Linked DNA regions of Homo sapiens: all the other regions are linked to region 3. The links are chromatin contacts, found by Hi-C in ENCODE. All regions are on one chromosome and are shown on one strand. The core of a region is the stretch at or near the end of the contact, and the rest is flanking DNA. Distances in the headings are between cores, read along the strand shown.

Evidence for each region. A loop is a pair of places that touch in the nucleus more often than their neighbours do. Pooled maps may share reads with other maps.
Region 1: a map with no recorded cell type shows a loop between it and region 3 (19-fold over the local background). The contact joins the promoter of CDK2AP2 here to the promoter of CHKA in region 3. A Hi-C loop is called at or near these places in 2 of 37 single-sample maps with no recorded cell type and 9 of 50 pooled maps.
Region 2: a loop to region 3 is called in a pooled map, with 6 times the contacts of the local background. The contact joins the promoter of MRPL21 here to the promoter of CHKA in region 3. A Hi-C loop is called at or near these places in 5 of 50 pooled maps.

The regions. Positions count from the first base shown.
Region 1 is chr11:67,505,501-67,509,514 of GRCh38, reverse strand. CDK2AP2 (cyclin dependent kinase 2 associated protein 2) reads left to right here and starts at 1,353. Exons shown (of 4, transcript NM_005851.5): 1 at 1,353-1,514; 2 at 1,826-1,923; 3 at 2,018-2,150; 4 at 2,503-3,018. The coding sequence starts at 1,433. The coding sequence ends at 2,570. It also overlaps a transcript of PITPNM1 not described here. RefSeq lists silencers at 821-1,070, 1,381-1,480, 3,856-4,014.
Region 2 is chr11:68,901,641-68,905,881 of GRCh38, reverse strand. It overlaps MRPL21 (mitochondrial ribosomal protein L21), which reads left to right and starts at 2,050. Exons shown (of 7, transcript NM_181514.2): 1 at 2,050-2,159. The coding sequence starts at 2,072. It overlaps IGHMBP2 (immunoglobulin mu DNA binding protein 2), which reads right to left and starts at 1,991. Exons shown (of 15, transcript NM_002180.3): 1 at 1,844-1,991. The coding sequence starts at 1,929. RefSeq lists enhancers at 1,509-1,568, 1,899-2,018, 1,450-2,177.
Region 3 is chr11:68,119,314-68,122,961 of GRCh38, reverse strand. CHKA (choline kinase alpha) reads left to right here and starts at 1,574. Exons shown (of 12, transcript NM_001277.3): 1 at 1,574-2,134. The coding sequence starts at 1,785. It overlaps CHKA-DT (CHKA divergent transcript), which reads right to left and starts at 1,074. Exons shown (of 4, transcript NR_183630.1): 1 at 759-1,074. RefSeq lists silencers at 720-819, 1,170-1,599, 2,170-2,299 and enhancers at 69-835, 836-1,601, 2,450-2,579, 2,720-2,849, 3,275-3,648.

The DNA of each region.
Region 1 (4,014 bases), core at 104-2,603, 610 kb after region 3:
TTTCACCATGTTGGCCAGGCTAGTCTCGAACTCCTGACCTCGTGATCCGCCCGCCTCGGCCTCCCAAAGTGCTGGGATTACAGGCGTGAGCCACCGCGCTCAGCCAGAACATGCTTGTTGGATGAATGAATGAATGAATGAATGAATGACTGTCCTAGAGATGAAGATCTACAAAGCTGGGAGCATGAAGATACACAAGGCCAGAGAAGTTTGAGTTTGGAGAAGGAGCCTGGGAGAAAGGGTTAGGGAGTGGAGGAGGGTCTGAGGTCTAACTCTGTGGGGAGTGAGACTTGAGGGGAGGGGTCTGAGTGGTGGAGTGGAAAGGTATGGGGGCCCTGTGGGACAGGAAGGCGGAGAATGAAACAACAAGCACTTTATGACTATTCATTTAATCCACACAACCCAATGAGATCGTCATTTTCCCCATTTTACGGATGGGGAAACTGAGGCATACTGAGGTGAGAAACTTGCCTGGGGGAAATCGCTAGTGGGGGTGGTGCTGAGATTTGAACCCAGACGGTTGGCTCCAGTCGGTGCTCTTGACCAGTTTGGTCCGGGGCCCGGCACGCAAGTAATCCCGAAGGTTTGCCCTACGGCCATTGTCACTAACTTAGGCAGCAGCGCGGGGCCTTGGGGGTGCGGGTAAAGGGGTCTTTGAGGTCGCCCTTAGACCTGAGGACGAGCCAAGCCGCAGGAAGAACGGTACGTGGCGGCATCCATGAGGGGCCTGTTGCCATGGGAACAAACGCAGGCCTCGGGCGGGCGCATGCGCAGATCGGGGAGCGGGTGTTGAACCGGTGAAAGGTGACGTAAAAGCGCACGGGGTGGGGCGCAGGGCTCGGGACGTCAAAGCCCTGCGTCCTTCGGCCCCCAGAGCGGAGAAGCGCGCAAGGCACCGGTGGCAGCGGCGACGGCAGCTGCGACAGCAACCCCTGCTGGGCCGAAACTGGGCAGAGCGGAGCAGACGTCTGAAGCAGCGCGAGTGAGGCGCGAGGGTAGCGCCCGCGCCCGGGAAGACCCCTCGGCGCGAACCGGCAGCCCAGCCCCGGGTCCCGGTTCCCAAGGCCCCGCCTCTAGGGCCTGGGGACTAATCGGATTGAGAGCGCGCCGGCCCGGGCCGCGAACTCGCCAATTGCGGAGGGCGGTGGCCACCGCCCAATCCGGAGCAGACAGGTGCGAGGTCCGGAAGGCGGAGGCCAATCGGCGGCGGTTGCGACCTGCTGGGGCAGGTCTCGGCCAATAAGGAGGCTCGAGTGACATCTTCGCGCACCAATCGGGAGTGAGGGAGCATTCGTGCCCGCTCGCCCTTCCGGCCAGACCTCTATTTACCAGGGGCGTGCAGCCCGCTTGCCAATCAGAGCGCGGCTGAGCGGCCCCGCAGCCAACCCCCGAGGAGCGGCCGGCTGGCGTCCGCCGCGCCCAGGAGTTGGGGATGTCCTACAAACCCATCGCCCCTGCTCCCAGCAGCACCCCTGGCTCCAGCACCCCTGGGCCGGGCACCCCGGTCCCTACAGGTGAGGATCCAGCTCCACCCCTGCTCGCCTGCCGGGCGGTCGAGGTCTCGAAGAGAAGACGGCCTGAGTTCTGCAATACTGGGCCTGCCGCCTACCCTCGCTGAGCCTCAGTTTGCTGGCCTGTGAAGTGGGCGTGGTCACGTAAGGGCTTGTAGGTGGAGCGCAGTGGGAGGGATTTGTCCCTGAAGTTGATCAGCATGGAATGAAGCATCCTTTGGAGGGAATCGGGCGAACCCGGTCCTGGGCTTGGAAAAGCTGGGAGGCGGCGTCCCTGCCCCGCGCTGACCTCTTACTCGCGCCTGTTGCTGCAGGAAGCGTCCCGTCGCCGTCGGGCTCAGTGCCAGGAGCCGGCGCTCCTTTCAGACCGCTGTTTAACGACTTTGGACCGCCTTCCATGGGCTACGTGCAGGTGAGTGGGGCCAAAGCCTTGCTTATGGATGCGGACTGGAGTCCCCCTCCCCGCCAGGTGCCTGAGCTCACTGCCCTGTTCTCTTTTGACATAGGCGATGAAGCCACCCGGCGCCCAGGGCTCCCAGAGCACCTACACGGACCTGCTGTCAGTCATAGAGGAGATGGGCAAAGAGATCCGGCCTACCTATGCTGGCAGCAAGAGCGCCATGGAGCGCCTGAAGAGAGGTAAGTGAGGCCAGGCCGCCCTGCTCAGGAAACCGACACTGGACTATCCTTCATGAGGGAAGGAAGGACATCTGGAGGCCACCTGAGCCAAGCCTAGAGGATGTCCAGTATTACTACCAGAGAGGTGTTTTGAATCGAATTGAAATTGAGTCCATTTCCAGGGAAGAGCATGGGAATTTGTATTTCAACAGGGCAACCTTGAGGATTAACCAAACCTCTAATTTCATCTAGCCGTCATTAGATTTGAATTTCTTTTGCCGAAAGTGGAAAGGGAGTGGGGAGGCAGGGGTCCTCCTCTGGAGGGCAGTGGGTGGGGCTGTGGAGGGTTGCTGAGACCCCACCCCACCCCCAGGTATCATCCATGCCCGGGCCCTAGTCAGAGAGTGCCTGGCAGAGACAGAGCGGAACGCCCGCACGTAACAGGAAGCGCCTCGGCCTCAGCGTCTGGACCTATCCGGCCACTGCAGAGCACCCGCTTCTCCCTGGCCTTCATCCCGAGTTGCACTAACCATCCTGGGCTTCCTGTCCTGTGTCCCTTGGTGGGTCCCCTCCAGGAACCAAGGAGTGGCCCTCCAGGTGGCAGCACTAAGGACACCCCCCCACAACAAGAGTTAGCAGCGAGGTCCCCATGAGTCCCACCCATGACCTGCCGACAGTGTTGCCCACCGGAACTTTTGTGGCCCCTACCGCTCAGCCCTTCCCAGCACTTCTCCCACTTTGTCCCGAGCCTCCTTCTCCCCCAGCAGGGGCACAGGCCTGGCACCTCCCTGCCTTGTGTCCTGAGCCATAGTGACTCTTTTATCTGTGTGTCTTTTGCTAAATATGCCCTTTTTATATTAATAAAAGATGATTTGGAGTTGTGCTCTCAGCTCTGAGCCTTTCTGGGTCTGGTTCTTCAGCTAAGCCTGGGTGGGCCAGGCAGAGACAGGGGAAGAGGAGACTATGGATGGGGAGGGTGTGATTAAATGAGGTTTGACTTGCCTCTGTAGGCCATCAGCCTTTGGTGGGACCTGGGCCCTCTCCGCCCCAGCCGTGGCGCTGAGAGCCCTGGGCCTTCCTGTGGTGCCACCAGGGGGCAGCACAGGGCCTGGCTGCTTCCACAGCCCTTGGCGCTGTGGGCAGCCTGGGCCTGGAGGGCGCTTCCTCTGGATTGGCGGTGATGCCTGGCAGCATGGAAATGCCAGTTCACGTAAGCCACTCCCTCACACGCCCTAATGCCCTGACAACACCCCAGCCTCTGAATCAGCCCTGAAGGTCTCTGACTTCTCAGAGAGAAAGGGCACTGCTGCTTCCAGCACTTGGCCTCAGTGTCAAGGGGAGGGGCTGGCGGGGTGCTGCCGTCACTGCCCCAGCACCTTGTAGCAGGCTGGGTGGGATCCCATGAACCCAGCCTTGGGGTGCCTCGTGAGGCCTTTGCCCAGACTCCGGGTGGCTGGGTGACCGGACTTGTGGACCCGGAAGGCAGAGGTGGGGGAGGCTTTGTGGCACCATGCAGGGGCTAGCCCAGCCACTCACAGTGACAGCCCGTTTCTGCCTGGGCGTGTAGCTGGGTGACCATAGAGGCCTGGGGCCCTGGAGCCGAGCCCAGCCCTAGGTGGAGGCATGTCAGAGCCACCAGCTTCTGGCTAGACTGGTGGGGAGGCATTTCCTCAACCCTGGGTCCCAAATCTAAGGACTGCAGAGAGTGAGAAGAGGAGAGTGGGCCTGGGACCCCCCATATCAAACCACCCTGTGACTGCACACAGGAGGGCTGGGCTAGGGTGGAGATAGGAACTAAGAGTCTTTGGGGACCCCAATCAGCACAGAGGGACTAGGAAGAGCCAGAATTTAGGCAATGGCCTTTTTCCCACTGCCCGGGGGAAGG
Region 2 (4,241 bases), core at 801-3,300, 780 kb before region 3:
GCCACAACCCTTCTCTCAGTTACCTGAGACAGATCTTTCAATCAGCATTCCCCTCTCTCCTCCCATCTGTCACTAAGTCCTATCAGGCCCCTCCCATTTCTACCTGGACTTCTCTGCCTCTCATCCTGGCTGCCACAGCCCCGGTTCAAATCCACATCACTGCTCACCTGGACTAAACAGAGCCTCTCAACTACCTTACCTCTGGCCTCTCCACGTCCAATCAAAAGCAGGAGACCCAAGAAATCCTCCTAAAATGCAAAGCTATTCGCCTCCCTCACCTGCTTAACCCCGCTGATGGCCCATCCTTCATACACAGAACAGAAGACTAGCTCCTTAGCCAGGCCCTTCCCAGGCTCGCCCTGCCAGTCTGCTCAGCATCCTCAGAAAGAGCCACTGCCATGGGGGCTGACTCTGTCCTTGGCACCACGCTGAGCACCTGACTGACAGGGGATCGTTTCATTCTCAGAGCAAGCCTGTGAGGTGGGAATCATCCCAGTTTTACAGATGAAGTAAGTAAGGCTCAGAGACAGAACCTGCAAAGTCACACAGCCATAAATGAAACAGCTGGGATTCTAAGAAACTCAACATAACTGCAAAAGCTCTCCATTGCCATGATCAAAAGCATCTCAGACAAATCCTACCCACATATGGCTGACTGCAAACTCTGGAAGCAGACTGCCTGACAGCAAATCGGGCTACACTGTGTCACCCCGGGGCAAGTTACTTAACCCCTCTCTGTCTCCATCTCCTTAGACGGAAAATGACAGTAACAGAAACCTACACTGCGGCCGGGCACGGTGGCTCACGCCTGTAATCCCAACACTTTGGGAGGCCAAGGCGGGCAGACCACGAGGTCAGGAGATCGAGACCATCCTGGCCAACATGGTGAAACCCTGTCTCTACTAAAAATACAAAAAATTAGCAGGACGTGGTGGCGCGCCTGTAGTCCCAGCCACTCAGGAGGCTGAGGCAGGAGAATCGCTTGAACCCGGGAGATGGAAGCTGCAGTAAGCCGAGATCGTGCCACTGCACTCCAGCCTGGGCGACAGAGAGAGACTCTGTCTAAAAAAAAAAAAAAGAAAAAGAAAAAAAAGAAACTTACACTGTAGGGTTGGCATGGGATGAGGTGTAAAAGAATTAACGCATGGAAAGTACGTAAGTGTTAGCTCTGATTGTTTTGGACAAGTAAATAGTCCCATTCGGAAACAAGCCCGGCTCTCACATGGCTCCCCACACCTCTCAGGACGGCTCCCCACCCTACTCCGCACCCACCAGCTTAACTCCAATTTTCCTTCAGGCACCACTCCCTCCTTGAAGCCACCATGACCCTCCCCAGGGAAGGGCCTTCCTCCTCCAGGCTCTTTCCCCGCGACACGCACGCAGCCGGCCCTGGACGCACTGGAGGGGAAGGGACTCTCTGCTTATGCCCAGCCCGCCGCTGGCCGGATCGGGGGCAGCCAGTGCACCTGACTCATGCTGCCGGGGCCTGACTGAGAATGGGCGCAAACCATGTTTACTGAATGAATAAGGGAAAGGGCTGCTAACTCGCTGCGGGTGGAACTGGGGTCGGGGCCAGGGCCCAGGAGTGTAAGCTTAGTGGGGGGTCTCGGGTCGGGAAATCAAAGTGCTTCTTAAGGGTCCCCAAACGGAACGCGCTGCCCAGGAAGTGATGAGACTGACAACTCGGGAGGTGGCCAAGCAGGGGACGGACGATCCCTGCCCCTGACTCGAAGGGTCGGAGACGAAATTCCCGCCCCAGACTATGAGGCCGAGCCCCTCGGAGACTCTGCCCGGGACACGGCGGGACCGACCGCGAGGGAGCGGCGCCGGCGGCCTCCCGTACCTGCGCTCCTCCACCTCCGCGTCTCTCTCAAGCTCCAGCAGGTCCAGTTGCTTGGTCACGAAGCTCTCCACAGCTGCCGAGGCCATCGCCGCCGCCGGCCTGGGCCCCTAGAAGCCGACGTCCCGCTTCTGCGCCGGGCCGGTGTTACAGCGGACCGGTGTTCCCCGCCGGGCCCGTGCGTTACGCACGCGGTTCGCGTCGTTTCCGTTTCCGGCCGAGGCTGCGGCCATGGCAGCATCTTCCCTGACGGTCACCTTAGGGCGGCTGGCGTCCGCGTGCAGCCACAGCATCCTGAGACCTTCGGGGCCCGGAGCAGGTGAGACCTGGGATATGGGAGGAAGGGAGGACGCAGAGCGAGCGCTGCTCCCTGCGGTCTCGCCACGTATGTGCCTGGGTCCGACCTGGTGCCTTGTGTGTTGATCGCATTTGTGGTGAATATAGCACGGGTTTTGGAGTCGGGGGAACCCAGGTTCAGATTTTGATTCCTTCAGTTAGTAGCCTGAATACTGACAATAGCCCTTGAACTTTGGTATAGGCCCTATGTTATGGGGGAGAAGAGTGAGGCTCAGAGGAGCTAGGTAACGTGCCCAGGGTCACACAGCGGGGAAGTGGAAGAAGAGTACTTCAGGCGCAGTCATTTCGGCTCCAAAGCCTGTGCTTGAACCACTGCCCCCAGGCTGCGAGCTGGTCTGAAAAATGGTGATGGATATCCTCGCCTAATCTGAACTCATTCTGCAAAAGAAACAGCCGTATTTAAGGCGCTGGGCTGATACGAGGCTCCAAAAAGGTTATGTCCGTTAAAAACTCTATAAATCTCTGCTTGAAAATGGTTGGAGTGTGTATTTGTGTGCATGAGTGTTTATGTATGTTTTAAACCTGGGTTTCATGTCTCACCATGACCCCCAAAAATGGAAAACTGGATCTAACTCTATATTGGACGATATTAAAAGAATAGTACCATAATTCCCAAAACTTGGAAGCAACCCAGATGTCCTTCAGGAGATGAATGGTTACATAAACTGTAGGACATCCATACAGTAGAATATTATGCAGCAATAAAAAGAAATGAGTCATGAAGAGACATGGAGGAAACTTACATACATGTTACTAAGTAAAAGAAGCCAACCTGAAAAGGGGACATCTTGTATGTTTCCCACTATGACATTCTGGAAAAGGCAAATCTAAGGAGACAGTAAAAAGTTACATGGGGGGTAAGAGGATTGGGGGAGAAAAGGATAAATAGGTGGAGCTCAGAGGATTTTTAGGGCAGTGAAACTATTCTGTATGATATAATGGTAGATACATGTCATTATAAGTTTGTCCAAATCCATAGAATGTACACTACCAAGGGTGAACCCCTAATGTAGACTATGGACTTTGGATAACAATGATGTGTCAATGTAGGTTCATCAATTGTAAAGATTGTACCACTCTGGTGAGGGATGTTGATAGGAAGCTGTGGGCACATGGACAGGGGACATATGGGAACTCTCTGTACCTTCCACTCAATTTTGGTGTGAAACTAAAACTGTGCTAAAAAATAAAGTCTATTAAGAAATTAATAATAATCACAGAGTTGGGCCAGAGGCAATGTAGATGCCAAAATTGGCCATGAGTTGGTAACTGTTGAACCTGGAAAGGGATAATTGAGAGAGTTCACTATTCTGTTCTCTTTACTTTTGTATGCTTGACATTTTCCATAATAAAACTTAGGTTTAAGTAGGCAGGAAAGTTTTTACAAAAGCAGTGGGACTTACTCCATTCTACCTACCTACATGAAACCACCCCTCCAATGCTATGTTCAAGTACAGACTCACGCATTAGGAGAGAAAGACACACAGTGAAGCGAGTAGAGACAAGGTGACCAAAACAGTGAGCAGCTGGGGCCTTGAAGAGTGAGCAAAGGAGACGTGATGGAAGTACACAGTCACAGTCTCTAGGACTACCTAAAGGAAATCCTGTGGGAGAGGAAGGAGACTGTTTGTTCCCTGGGGACCCAAAAACAAAGCTAGAAGCAAATTAGGTACAGAAGCCTGCTAAGTTTTTAATAGTGGGATGGATTTGCCAATGGGTTGACTGAGTAGTGTGCGAGAGAAGAGTCAAAACTGATGGAGGTTTGGGGCCTGAGCAACTGGGAGGATGAAGTTGCCCTCATGTGAGAGGGAGGAGTGTGGGAGAAGCAGGCATGGGAAGAAATGAGGAGCCTCTGGAGGTGTGAGGTGCTCGTCAGACACGAGTGGCTAAGGCAGATAGATAGGTGGGTATGCAAAACCAGGAGAGAAGCCCTGGCTGGAGGTGTAAACTTGGGAGTCACCAGCACATTGGGGGTGTTTAAATCCATCGGACTGGATGCAGTCACCAGAGGAATGGCCATGGGCGGAGAGGAGGTCAAGGCCAA
Region 3 (3,648 bases), core at 325-2,824:
GCCACAGCAGCCTTACAAAAGTCCCCTTTCATTTTTATCCTTAAATAAGACCATTTTGCGTGGAGCAAGTTCAGCCAAGTACACACTCTAAAAGATTTTTGCGGCCGGGCGCGGTGGCTCACTCCTGTAATCCCAGCACTTTGGGAGGCCGAGGCGGGCGGATCACGAGGTCAGGAGATCGAGACCATCCTGGCTAACACGATGAAACCCCGTCTCTACTAAAAATACAAAAAAAAAAAAAAAAAAAAAAAAAAAATTAGCCAGGCGTCGTGGCGGGCGTCTGTAGTCCTAGCTACTCGGGAGGCTGAGGCAGCAGAATGGCGTGAACCCGGGAGGCGGAGGTTGCAGTGAGCCGAGATCGTGCCACTGCACTCCAGCCTGGGCGACTGAGCAAGACTCCGTCTCAAAAAAAAAACCAAAAAACATTTTTGCTTCTGGAAGACTGTGAACTCCCCACATAGAAGCATTTCCTGTGTATCAGGCACTGGATTTCCTAAGCCCCTGGCAGCCCAGGAAACCTCCTGTTTCAGCTCATGTCCCATAAAATGGGATCCATAATTTTTATATGTATCAGCACCTCACTTCTAGGAAGGACGGGAGCAGTGAGGGACATGGGGCAGTGTGTGGCAAACGGTAGCAGGGGCCCTTGCCCCTCTACCCCGGCAAAGGTGCGTTAGTCACGGTCACAAGGCTGTTTCCTGCGGGGGATGGGGAGGCAGGGGCAGCGTCCACAACGCCAGTAGCCCCGTGGCACGCACCTTTGGCCTGTGCTCTGGGCAGTTGCGGCGGCCCCATGGCGGGGATGATGCCCCTCCCTCGACGGTCCCTGGGCCTCCAGCCCTGAACTTCTAGGCCCGAGCATCCTCAGTACCACGGACAGGGAAACTGAGGCTGCGGGAGGCGTGCAGAGGGCTGGGCCCCGGTAGCCGGCGTGCAGCCGGGCCCAGCCTGGCCCACCGTGTGGCCTCGAGCCCGTCACCTCTTCCCTCCTTCAGACCTCGGTTTCTTAGTAATTCTTCGGGCTCCGCGTTGGACAGGGCGAGACGCGCCTGTGGCAGCGCTGGGAAATGTTACAAAATCACACCCACTGAGCCCCAGGAGGAGGCTGCTCGCCCAAGGTCACGCGGAGAGGGCAGTAGCCTCCAGACACGTTTCCTGCCTGCCCCTGCCAGGCCCGGCCTCTGATGTCACGGGGCTTCCGAGGGGTCCAAGGAAACTTTCAGCTCCCAAAGCCAACCCCGGGGTCCTCCGAGGCTCAGGAGCCTCCCTCGCTCGGCCCAGTCCGGCTCCGTCCCACCGCGGAGGCGCTCTCCCGGCGCCCCCCGCGCCTCGCTCCCCTCTCCCCCTTCCCTGCGACCGCCGGGGCGCCCCCTCGACGCCCCGCCCCCTTCGCCCAGGCCCCGCTCACGGAGGCCGCAGCGCTCTGGGTTGGGGGCGGCGCCGCAGCCAATGGGGAGGCGGTGTGGCGAGGGCGGCGGCGGTTATGATGCGCCGGGCCGGCGGACGGCGGCCAATCAGTGGCGAGCGCGAGGGCGGGCTGTGACGCGGCCGGCGCTCCTCGTGCGGCGGCGGCAGAGGAGCGAGTGCAGCGGCCAGCAGCACATCCCCGCTCCACAGTCGCCGCAGTCGCCGCAGCCGCCGCCGCCGCCCCGCGCGCCCAACCGCCGCGGCCCCCTGCCCCGCCGGCCTGCCAGTGAGAGAGCGGCGAGGGGGCGCCCGGCCGGACTCTGAGCCTAGTCCTCTCGCGCTGCGGCCGCCCGCGCCTCCTCGGCCGCCTGTCGGGCATGAAAACCAAATTCTGCACCGGGGGCGAGGCGGAGCCCTCGCCGCTCGGGCTGCTGCTGAGCTGCGGTAGCGGCAGCGCGGCCCCGGCGCCCGGCGTGGGGCAGCAGCGCGACGCCGCCAGCGACCTCGAGTCCAAGCAGCTGGGCGGCCAACAGCCGCCGCTCGCGCTGCCCCCTCCGCCGCCGCTGCCGCTGCCGCTGCCGCTGCCCCAGCCCCCGCCGCCGCAGCCGCCCGCAGACGAGCAGCCGGAGCCCCGGACGCGGCGCAGGGCCTATCTGTGGTGCAAGGAGTTCCTGCCCGGCGCCTGGCGGGGCCTCCGCGAGGACGAGTTCCACATCAGTGTCATCAGGTCGGTGGCGCCGGGTCTGGGGGCCGCGGGACAGTCAGGTGACGCGGGGCGGGGCCGGGGCGGGGTCCGGGCAGGGGGCGTGGGCCGGGGGGGTCGGGGGCCGGGGGAGCCGGGGCCGGGGCGGAGGCCGGGGACCGGGGACCGCAGCCGGCGAAAGCCCTCCTTCTCCCAGCCCTGGGTAATCCAAGGGAAGCGGGTTCGCGGCCGCCGCAGGCCGTCCACAAACAGGCTTTTGTAAAAACGTCGGTTTCATGAGAAAACGGGTCTGTTCTAGGAGAACAATACCGTTCCATCACGAAGTGCGTGTGGTACTGACGCTTAAGATAGGTCTAGAAAGTCTCTGCGGTTTAGGGCCTTGAATGAAGGTGTTGTGGCTGGCTTTAAAAACACAAACCACTTTTTAACTTTTTTCTGTTAGTTTTTCGAGTTCGCGATTTGATGTCTTGTTCCCTCTCCAAGAGTCATTGTTAGTGGAGGAGTAGCATTTTCTCATCCCCTAAGAGACATCACTATAGCTGTGTTACTAGACAAAGGTGGGAGGCGTGGCTCCTAAAATAAGAGTAAGGTAGAAATGTTTTTTCCTTTTTTTTTTTTTTTTGAGACGGAGTTTCGCTCTTGGTCCCCAGGCTGGAGTGCAGTGGCGCGACCTCGGCTCACTGCAACCACGGCCTCCCGTGTTCAAGCGATTCTCCTTGCCTCAGCCTCCCGAGTAGCTGGGATTACAGACACACGCCACCACGCCCGGCTAATTTTGTATTTTTAGTAGAGACAAGGTTTCTCCATGTTCGTTAGGCTGATCTTGAACTCCCGACCTCAGGTGATCCACCCGCTTCGACCTCCCAAAATGTTGGGATTACAGGCATGAGCCACCGCGCTCGGCCATTTTTTCCTTTTTTTAAACTTGAAAATATTTAATCTTAAATTTGAATTACAGAAGTACGCGTGTAGGTATTCAGACTTAACAGAAGTCTGACCTTCTTTCACCACTCTGCTCCGAAGACATAACCATTCAACGTAGTGTGTGCATCCTTCTATTGAGACCTTTAAAGATGTGTTCCCGGGCCGGGCGCAGTGGCTCACGCCTGTAATCCCAGCACTTTGGGAGGCCAAGGTGGGCGGGTCACGAGGTCGGGAGATCGAGACCAGCCTGGCCAACATGGTGAAACCCCATATCTACTAAAAATACAAAAATTAGCTGGGCATGGTGGCGCACACCTGTAGTCCCAGCTACTTGGGAGGCTGAGGCAGGAGAATCGCTTGAACCTGGGAGGCGGCGGTTGCAGTGAGCCGAGATCACGCCACTGCACTCCAGCCTTTGACAGAGAGAGACTGTCTCAAAAAAACAAAAACAAAGAACGTGTTCCGTCATTTTCTGCCAATTTTCTTTTAATTGGCTGACAGGTTGTGTGCAGTATCTAGAAATTTGCTGGCTGGCTGCCACCAGTAATCCCCAAGTCCAGTTTTGGTCATTTGATTCCTTTTCTGTGCCCACTGTCTTTCACCAGAGCCGCTAA